Linked DNA regions of Homo sapiens: region 2 is linked to region 1. Evidence: read pairs that join two places in POLR2A ChIA-PET (ENCODE). Cell type or tissue: GM12878. All regions are shown on one strand. Each heading gives the region's core, and the rest is flanking DNA. Links, peaks and the distances in the headings are about the cores only. Region 1 overlaps ZNF318 (zinc finger protein 318). Region 2 overlaps LOC105375065 (a long non-coding RNA gene).

Region 1 (5,373 bases), core at 192-5,191:
GAGGAAAGGATACATATGGGTTTGTGGAACAGGGAATGAGTTCAATCTCAAGACAAGTTTCAGAGATCTTCTACCCCTTCACAACACAAATGGCTGCTAAACAATTTAATACAAAGTGTTATTGGATCACAATACAATGAACAAAGGCCATTTCAAAAATAAAAGTGATCTCAAAAGCATATCTGCTCCTGGCAATGAACCATGAATAAGCCTTACCGATTTGTCGTCTTCTAAAAGTAAGCCTGCCAGATATTCTTCCATGTTTATTTCCAAACAGGTTTGTGGGTTAGCAGGACAATGCATCTCAAGAAAGGCAACAGAGTAAGGGAAGTACAGGAGTTGACATGCCAATAAGGGGTGTAAACAGTAAACAAAAGAGCTACTCACGCTGCATTTCAAACAATGTTAAGGCAGGCCCATCCAAATGGAAGCCTAAGAGATGAACAATTCTTCCAAGTTTTCCATTTCAGCAAGCTTTCTGGTGTTTTTCCCAGAGATGCATCAACTGCCCAGGAAATTGGGTAGGAATACAACACAGCAACTGGAGAGGTCAGCTGCCTCCATCCTCCCCCACATTTCAGAAATGGCAGAGTCAAAGCCAAAATACAATCAAAGCACACTATGTGGTGAGCCAGTTAGACATGTGATTTTAATGACAAAGTGGGAGAAAATAAATTGGCCAAAAAAATTAACAAAATACATTTTTACAGATATATATATATATATATAAGTTGTTATCGATTTGTCTGGTGTTTTAAGGGGAAAGGGAAAAGGAAAGGAGGTAAATTTTTTAGCTTCCATGAACATTTACTTTAAGATGCTGACTGCATCTCTTGGTGTAGGTTCCAGATGAGATAACAAACTAGTCTTGGATCATCTGGGCATCTGATTTCTAGAAGCCAATGATTCACTCACAAGTAGCTCTAGGTATTTATTCTTAGTTGTGAACACTGGATTCTGTGTGGTCCTGGATGGCACCAACTGTAGTTTCCTGTTCAGGCATTCCCTGAGGGACCATATTGTCTTCAATTACCTGCTCCCTTGGAGGGGACCTTGACACTGGAGCTTTAACCAAATTCAGAGGGTCGCCACTGTCATCATCTACTTGCAGAATTGCCACCTCTGTGGTGGATGCATTCGATATTTCTAGCTGTAATGGCCCCAACTCCAGGGAACTACATTTAGAAGGGTCACCTGGCTCAGAGAGTGGAGAACACAGTTTATCTTTTTGAACTCCAGAGGTCCGTGTGACAAAGTCAACAAGGTCTGGAAGGCAAGGAGATGGCCCAAGGCCTGCAGAATTAATTGTTTTTAATTCCAATCCGAGTGACTCTTGTTTGTCTAATTGGGAAGATTCTTTTACTTCCTCAGGCATCATTCCTCCTGCTAACAGGTCAAGGGCCTGGTGTGTTCCCTCTAGGCCCCCCAAGCCACGGTCAACATTTTCTGTAAGTCCAGTTTTCAAAATGTTAGGAGAAGGGATCCTAACACTCCTGGGATTAGGTGAGTTTCGTTCACCCTCTGTCTCAAAGTCAAGCACCAAGGTTTTGGGAGAATCTAACGGAAACCCAGAAAAAGATGGGATTGGTTCGAAGTCAGCGGGATCGGAGGAATTACACCCTATAGGTGATACAGAATTTTCTTCACACACTTTCTGACACAAGACAGTTGGGGATCTATGTGCTGGGCTTACCCGAGTAGTGCAGAAATCAACAGGCATATCCCCCAGATTCCCCAGGGCAGTAAGCTCCTCTACCTTTAAGTCTGTAGCTTCAAAGTCTTCTAGGGCCTTGCTTTCTATTGTCACTGTTAACTCTGGATGGACATCTTGTAGCTCCAGTGCTTCTGTTTTTGGTTTCTCTGGGCTCTCCCAGGTCTCTGGCCTCTTCTTGTTTTCATCCCAAACAGCCAACTCATAGATCTTTTTAACTTGAAAGTCTTTTGATCTTTCTCTCTTGAGTTTGAGACTTCTGTACCTAGAAGTTCTAGAAGCTGATTCTGGAGCTGAATTCTCTAGCCCCTCCTCACTAACAACTGAAACTCCTTGCTCTTGTGGACTACCTGTTAAACACATAGCTGATCTGGCTGGGGAATGAAGCAGCAACTCTGGGGCAGAAATTTTCACAGGTGTATCTTGTGGGTTGAGTAAAGACCTAGCTTCTGATAAAAATGAGTCTAATTTTGCCTTTGTGAAAGAGCAAGCCTGTGGACTCAATTTGATCACTACTTTACTTGGAGTTTCACTTCCTGTCATCAATTTATTGGACTGTTCAGCCTCTTTGTCAATCATTAGCAAGTTGGGCTGTTTTACTTCTCCCTCCCACATGTATCTGTTTCCATGGTTCAAATTAGAATCATCTATGCTGTGGGGTCCAATGCTGGTACTTACTCCCTCATCAACTATCCCCTCAGACAGCTCCTTTACCCTTTCTTTTAGTTCAGTGTTTGTCTCTATCTCACTTTCTCTACAATCCTCAGATTTACGGAGCTCTTGGCTTTCCTTATCCTGGTTAACAGATTCTCTGAGGTGGATTTCTACCAACTTCTGAGATTCTTTGCACTGTATATCTAACAGTTGAGGAGGTGGTTCTACACCAGGTGGTCCTGGCTCTCCCAGGTCAAGCTCACTCTTCTCTGGAGATATATCCCTACTAGTGTCACTCTGGAAGGAACTAGAGGTCCATATGGCCAAAGTGTCTGTCTTTGGGGTAATTGTTTCATAAGGCCTGCTTTGGCACAACCTTGTCAGAGGCTGTAGGAAGCCATAGGTGCTGCCTGTGCTTTTTGGGCCTACATGTTCTACAACTGACCATTTCCCTAGGGCCACCAGAGTTTTTGCAATGGGCTTTTCAGAGTTGCTAACTATAGGAGCAGCGACCAAACCCTCATCTTGATGCAACTCCTCTTGGGATGCACTGCTGTTCAAAGGAGAAGTAGAAGAGGTGTCTGAACTTTTGGTTCTAGAGAGGTTGCTATTTTCCCCATTGGCCAATGGACCACCACTTAGCTTAGTCTCAGGGGCCCCCTTAGTCTCAGGGGCCCCCTTTCCACCACTACTATAGAATATGTCATACAGGTCCTTAGCATTGGCTGTGGCTAAGCATGAATTTCGCTTCTCTAATTTTTTGGCTTGTTCACTGAACACACTTGAGAGGGGTGGTGGAGGACGTACTAACACAGAGAACAGGGTCTGGTCTCGGTCACTCTCACTCACCCCAGGAGCTGTCTCATCAGAAGGAATGGCAGCTGGCTGTGCTGAGGCCATGATGGCTACAGGCAACACTGGGTTCAAAATGTTAGGACCCACGAAGCCAGGGCTGAGAGTCTGAGATACAACTGGGTTTGATTTTACTGGAGCCAAGATAGCATTTGCTTGAGCAGCAGACGGGGCAGCTGGATGAGGTATAACGGGGGGTGGTGGAGGTGGTGGAGGTGGGGGTGGTGGAGGAGGTGGTAGTATTTGTTCAGGTAAATGAGATGGCTCACTCTTTTCAGCCAACACCACTTTTTCCTCTGGAGACCCTTTTAGAATCACCTCTTCCCCTCCAAATGCTTTGGAGATGATGTCTGGAGGTAAGAGGAGATCAGCTGAAGACTCTTTAACCACTGGCAGAGGTTTAGCAGTGGTTCCAGAGGACTTAATAGACAGAAAGGTGTTAAGAGGAGCTGGCTTGCTCATTGTGGCTGAACATGACTTGCGGAGTACTGTGGATGGAATAGGCAGGTTGGGTCGGATCTTAGTCTGTGTGGAAGTTGTCACAACAGGCATCCAAGGGCTGGTATGTGCAACAACAGTTTTCCCAGAGAGCTTGATTTTGATAGGCTTTGCCTTCCCAGCTTCAGTTTTGCCATCCTCTTTGTCCTTACTACTTTCTAGAATCTCTTCTTTAGAGATACTTGGGGTCACCAATGAACTTTTCTCCTCTTCTTTTTCTGGCTTCTTCCAGCTGAATTTCCCAAAAGAAGATGATGTTGGTGATTCCTTCTTTACCTCTTCTTTTAACTGGAGTTTGATGCCAGTGTTCCTTTTATTTTCAGCTTTTTCAGGGGAGTTCCTACCCTCAGAGAGTTGGTCTTCTAATTTCTCAGAGACCTTGTCATCCTCCTTTACTTCTTTCACAGCCTTTGCCTTTTTTTCTTTCTTCTCCTCCTTTGGTTTCTCACTAAGTTTGCGCTTTAGCTCACTCTGCCGTCGCCGTTCTGTCTCTAGGACCACAGCCAAGCCAGCTTGGCGGTCCAGATTCCGCCGCTCCTCATATAATGGGTTTTCATCCACATATTTCTGGGAAGAAAAAAGATAAAGACTCAAAAACTGGTGAAAATACAAGAGAAAAAAATCTTGGCCCCGCTACTGTTAGAATTCATTTAGTAGAAATCCCCAGAATTATCTTCCTCAAGGACATACGGGATGCTATCTGCTGAGCATCTCCCACTAGGATTGAGGAGAACTTAGAGGTTATATGGAATTTGAAGTGTCAATGGCTTTTTCTGGCTCGGACGCCATTTGACAAAGTCAAAATAATTACTTCAGAAAAGTTGGAAACTCCACAGCCTACTACAAAGACCAACCTTGTATTTCTCATTGTGTTGGTGACCCTTCACATGTTGCTCCCCAGAAATTGGATCCCCCAAAAATTCCTCACAGAGCTGGCAATAAAATCCACTGATGGGAACCAGAAACTCAGAGCCTGGAAGAAGTAGAAAAAAGTCAAGGAAATAAGTCGATTCCACCCAGAATGACAGCAACCAATGGAAATCCCACCACCCCTTTGCAGTAAAATGGTTACAGTATAGAGGGCCTTACCCACTTTGAAGTCAGAAGCAGTATTTAGATGAATCCCAATGGCACAGTCTTTCCAACCTAAGGCTTGAACTACAGTCCTCTATTTCTTCTACCTCTTGGGAACATTATACTGGTTAATTTAGGAGTTTCCTGTGCCAGATTAATTCCTGTTGCTGAGTCTCCTCAAACCCTAACTAGCACCAAGCATCTCAGGAAATATAAAAACTATACTCCCAAATAGCCCATTACCATTTTATGATGATCTCTCATGTTGGTATTAATTACTGAGGAAACTATCTTCTGTAAATCTCAAGGGTATAGTAGCAGCACTAGCTACTTGTGAAGGTAAGAAATTGAAAAGTTTATGGGCTGAGCACAGTGGCTCATGCCTGTAATCCCAGCACTTTGGGAGGCAGAGGTGGGCAGATCACGAGGTCAGGAGATCGAGACCATCCTGGCTAACACAGTGAAACCCCGTCTCTACTAAAAATACAAAAAATACAAGGCATGGTGGCAGGCGCCTGTAGTCCCAGCTACTTGGGAGGCTGAGGCAGGAGAATGGGGTGAACCCGGGAGGCGGGGCTTGCAGT
Region 2 (5,373 bases), core at 263-5,262, 60 kb after region 1:
AAAGAAACTCCACTACATGATGGAATAAGGCTGTTTGTGGATGGGTCATCCCGAGTGATAGATGGTAAAAGACACGACGGCTATGCTGTCATTAATGGAAACAAACAATCCTATGTGAAAAAGGTAGATTACCCAATAACTGGTCAACCCAAACCTGTGAATTATATGCTCTTAACCAGGCCCTAAAGCTCCTAGAAGGCCAAGAAGGCACTATATACTAATTCCAAATATGCCTGTGGAGTAATACACACTTCTGAAAAAAATCTGGACAAAGCACGGCCTAATAAATAGCACGGGGGGAACGAACTGGTACATGGGGAACTGGTCAAACAAGTTTTAAAAAGCCTCCTGCTTCCCGCAGAGGTAGCCGTAGTTGATGTAAGTGGCCATCAGAAAGGAAACACTATAGAAGCTGTAGGGAACAGGCTTGCCGGTGAAGCTGCTAATCAAGTCTCCTGGAGGAAGAAGTTAGACTGTTTAGCCCAATCCCAGATATCCCTAAGGTGGTATTAAGACCCCAATTTTCTAAAGAGGAGGAGGAAGAACTGGGCAAGATAGGAGCCACTCATACTGAGGATGGAAGGTGGGTGCTCTGTAATGGGAGAGAAATGATAAACAAACCCCTTATGAGACAACTAATGTCCATACTGCATAAGGGAAGTCACTGGGGTCCCCAGGCCATGTGTGATGCAATACTCAAAAATTATGGGTGTATAGGGATTTATACCCTTGCTAAACAAGTGTGTGGGGGTTGTGTAACCTGCCAAAAAATAAACAAAAAGGTAGTTAGAAAACAGAGTACTGGAGGAAGACCTCCTGGGTTAAGGCCATTACAAAGCATTCCTGTATTTAGGCAGAACTACTGACCTTCCTACTATGGAAACCAAAGACCAATTTTTAAGAAATTATAGCCTGTAATCCCAGCACTTTGGGAGGTTGAGGCGGGCAGATCATGAGGTCAGGAGATCAAGACCATCCTGGCTAACACGGTGAAACCCCATCTCTACTAAAAATACAAAAAAAAAAAAAAAATTAGCCAGGCATGGTGGCAGGTGCCTGTAGGCCCAGCTACTCGGGAGGCTGAGGCAGGAGAATGGCATGAACCCAGGAGGCAGAGCTTGCAGTGAGCCGAGATCGCTCCACTGCACTCCAGCCTGGGCAACAGAGCGAGACTCTGTCTTAAAAAAAAAAAAAAAGAAATTACATACCGGCCATATCCTCCACCCTGTCATCCCTTAGGTTAAAAAGACTTCTAACTCAAACCCTGCCTCTTGAATTCACAGGTCACCACTTCCAGCCTGGCGACTTGGTGCTAATTAAGACTTGGAAGGAAGACAATCTCCACCCAAGCTGGGAAGGTTCCTATCAAGTGCTCGTGATCACTGAGACAGCCGTAGGAACAGCTGAACGGGGTGGACACTCACACTCGGGTCAAGAGACTGGTAAAAGAAACCCCAGAAGGAAGGGAAAAAGGTGAATGGGAAGTGTATAGATCACCTAAGGAACCCTTAAAGCTAACTCTAAGGAAAACCTAAAAGGAAGCTATAAGCAGGCTCCGTCCTTGGGGGTGGATATGGTTAGGATTAATCCTAATACAAGGGGTGAAAGAAGACCTAAGTATTGAATAGGGCCCAGTACTAGGGGTGGAAAGTAGGGAATATCCAAACTAATAGTCAACATAACCAAGACCTCCACCCTGCCCCAAACTATAAAATTTAATACCTGCCAAGTCTTACCTTGTGGGAATTTAGGGAACCACAGACAGTTGTCACAAGCAGACAAAGATCTATGTCCTAAAACAGACTGTTATTGGGCCCTCTCAGAAAAGCCCTGTGCTAGCTGGAATCAGGTCTGGTGGACCACTCAATATCAAAGTTGGGTGAGTCATTCTTCCAAAAACAAACCCTTATAGAATAAAATACATTTGTTTAAGGGCCCTACGCCACCTAACTGTAGAAATTTAGAATGCAATCCTATATTAATTACGATAAACAACCCAGCTACTCTTGACCGGGAACCTTGGAGGTAGGTATTAGGAACAGATATCTCAGGAAGCAATCTGGTGGAACGGTTTGCTCTTAGGCTAGTCACCAACTCCACCCCGAGCCCACCCAGGATTACTATAACTCCTGGTCCCGCTACCTCCTTTTTTTTTTTTTTTTTTGAGACGGAATCTCACTGTGTCCCCCAGGCTGTAGTGCAGTGGCGCGATCTCGGCTCACTGCAAGCTCTGCCTCCCGGGTTCAAGCCATTCTCCTGCCTCAGCCTCCCAAGTAGCTGGGACTACAGGTGCCCGCCACCACAGCTGGCTAATTTTTTTTTTTGTATTTTTAGTAGAGACGGGGTTTCACAGTGTTAGCCAGGATGGTTTATCTCCTGACCTCGTGATCCGCCCGCCTCGGCCTCCAAAGGGCTGCGATTACAGGCGCAAGCCACCACACCCGGCCTCCCACTACCTCCTTTAATCCACCAGACAATAACTCTAAGAGAATAAAAATAATTAAGGTAACTGACTTGAGGCAGACTTTAGAAATTGAGACTGAATATGGGGATGTAAATGCCTGTTGAATGGGTCAAATTTTTGGTACTAGCTCCTTTTTTTTTTTTTTTTTTTGAGATGGAGTCTCGCTCTGTTGCCAGGCTGGAGTGCAGTGGCACGATCTCAGCTCACTGCAACCTCCACCTCCTGGGTTCAAGCAATTCTCCTGCCTCAGCCTCCTGAGTAGCTGGGACTACTCAGCTACTCGCACAATGCCACGCCCGGTTAATTTTTTTTTTTTCTGTATTTTAGTAGAGATGGGGTTTCACCATGTTGCCCATGCTGGTCTCAAACTGCTGAATCAGGCAATCCACCTGCCTCAGCCTCCCAAAGTGCTAAGATTACAGGCGTGAACCACCGCACCTGGCCAGTACTAGCTCTTAATAAGACCAACTGTTACGCATGCTGTGCTGGGCAGCCTCAGGCACAGGTGGTTCCATTTCCCTAGGATGGGATACCAATCCCGACGGAATGTGTTGCATGTTGGCTCTATACCAGGACACGAATGCATGGGGAAATAAGACTTACAAAAGTCTATCATTGCTCTTTCCCGCCTTACAGAGATCAGACCCTAGAGCAATCCCCTTGTTCTCCAAAGGGAATATGAACCACTCCTCTTGCCTCTCTAGGCAGGGGGCAGAGTTCAGTAAGCCTGTGGGAAAACTCTCAGCTTGTACCCACATCCTAAACATTACTGGTGAGTCAAATAAAGGCAACTACTCAGCATTTCGTATACCCCAGGCTGATGTCTGGTGGTACTATGGGAAGAGAAACCTCTCTAACTTGTTATTGTCCAATTGGACTGGAACTTGTGCTTTAGTTCAAGTGGCCATTCCCTTCACCCTGGCATTCCATAAGATTCCCGAGAATCCACGTGGCCACTGAAGTTGGAGAGATCTAACAAATTATTTTAACCCCAGCACTTGTATTAACTCAATAGGAGTCCCTAGAGGAGTACCTAATAAATTTAAGAACCAAAGGACACAAACATAAATGTGAAAATGGGACCAATAGGAGTAAAAAGAAAAAGAGGAGGGAATTGAAGGAAATAATGCATACACTGGTCCATTTCCAAGACAAAATGCCTTGAATTGGCTTAGGTGAGCAAACTACAGAAGAAACAGGATATACTAGGCCCCTGCTTGGATAGCCAATGCCTGCTTGTCAGCCTCCCCACCTGCCTTAGTTGTCTTCACCTGAACCAAAGAAGTTTAAGATAAAAATTTACTAGTCTGCAAAATAGCTTACTTTGTCTGTTTTTATCAGTCTGTCCAGCTACTTAGGTCATAAGTCAAATACTTAAAGAGCCCTTGAGCTAACTAGGATTGCAACACATTGTGGGCTGCAATAAAATGCACAAGACAACCCCCGCCCCCCGCCAAAAAAACACCTAAAGCCCCTACCCAACAATCAATAGGCAACATCTGGGAAGACTGTGACCACATAGTACTCAGCCTATGAGGAACTGGGAGAGGGACCTGTGCATGAGGGGATAAATTGCTTGTTGAAACTGTGCTGGGTGTACCTGCCTATCAGACACCCAATCTTGCAAGACTGTCATCAAAAGTCTCACTTTCACTGTTCTCTGGGTCTCTGAGTCCATTCTTTGGGTTTGGATGGGTGAGTTCGTTTCTCACACTTCTTCCTTTCTTCTTTCTTTCTATTGCCCAGGCCAGAGTGCAGTGGTCTGATCATGGCTCACTGCAGCCTCAACCTCCTGGACTCAAGCAGTCCTCTCACCTCAGCCTCCTAAAGTGCTGAGATTATAGGCATGCACCACTGCACCTGGCATATTCTGGCAACTTTCTACTTCCCTTCCCTACACAGGTGGAAACACAGCCAAATCATGTCATGGAATGAGTGATGAATTGATGACATTGGATTGTGTCTTCGTGATGATTAATAGGGGCAAATGTCCCCAATATTTTTGAGAGATTCCTCTATGTTTTTACTTTAGTTTTCTCTATAATTTCCTATGATTGGCTTCTACCTCCACACTTGAGTAAAATTGCTCTTGGTGAGGTCACAGAACACCACTTTCTATCCAAATACTTCCACTCTCCCTAGAACCCTCCAAAGCACTTAGCACCTTACCTTTCCCTCCTCAAAAACTCCTCCCAGGCTTCCTCAAGGCTCTTTCCACTGCCCTGGGCCACTCCTTGATCTCTTGTCTAACCATCCCTCTTCCTTTTCCTGCCCTCTAGATTTGGCCAACTGCAGTAGACATTTCTTTTTTGGGAGATAGGGGTGGAGGCTGCTCAGCCCATGAGAATTTCCCACTTTAAGAATCTTATAGGCCAGGCGTGGTGGCTCACGCCTGTAACCCCAGCACTTTGGGAGACCGAGGCATGTGGATCACCTGAGGTCAGGAGTTTGAGACAAGCCTGGCCAACATGGCGAAACCCTGTCTCTACTAAATATACAAAACATTAGCTGCTCATGGTGGCGGGTGCCTGTAATCCCAGCTACTTCCGGGAGGCTGAGGCAGGAGAATCGCTTGAACCCAGGAGGCAGAGGTTGCAGTGAGCCGAGATCATGCCATTGCACTCCAGCCTGGGCAACAAGAGTGAAACTCCGTCTCAAAAAAAAAAAAAAAAAAAGAAAAGAAAAAGACAAAAAGAATTGTATATAGGCCAGGCACGGTGGCTCACGCCTGTAATCCCAGCACTTTGGGATACCTAGGTGGGGGGATCACTTAAGGCCAGGAGTTCAAGACCAGATGGGCCAACATGGTGAAACCCCATCTCTACTAAAAATACAAAAAATTAGCCGGGCGGGGTAACACGCGCCTGTAATCCCAAGTGTTTAGGAGGCTGAGGCTGAGACACGAAAGT

What was found. ChIA-PET counts read pairs that join two places held together with the same protein. Peaks named below come from ENCODE experiments on the same cell type or tissue, not always from the same donor. Only the 100,000 strongest peaks of a DNase experiment are listed, where the experiment ranks them.
Region 2: POLR2A ChIA-PET joins it to region 1 with 7 read pairs; 8 of 35 experiments call an interaction of 5 or more read pairs at or near these places.

What each region holds. Positions count from the first base shown.
Region 1 is chr6:43,336,221-43,341,593 of GRCh38, forward strand. It overlaps ZNF318 (zinc finger protein 318), which reads right to left. Exons shown (of 10, transcript NM_014345.3): 9 at 4,570-4,688; 10 at 1-4,282. The coding sequence ends at 938. Among named protein-coding and RNA genes, the nearest start is that of CRIP3, 30 kb to the left of the region's middle. RefSeq lists an enhancer at 2,822-2,871. In GM12878, for the core only: no CTCF peak of the experiment used is centred there; DNase peaks (open chromatin) are centred at 2,221 and 3,121; H3K4me3 peaks cover 494 bases; H3K27ac peaks cover 3,010 bases.
Region 2 is chr6:43,396,254-43,401,626 of GRCh38, forward strand. LOC105375065 (a long non-coding RNA gene) reads left to right here. Exons shown (of 6, transcript XR_007059585.1): 2 at 1,284-1,473. Among named protein-coding and RNA genes, the nearest start is that of ABCC10, 29 kb to the right of the region's middle. In GM12878, for the core only: a CTCF peak has its summit at 1,969; no DNase peak of the experiment used is centred there.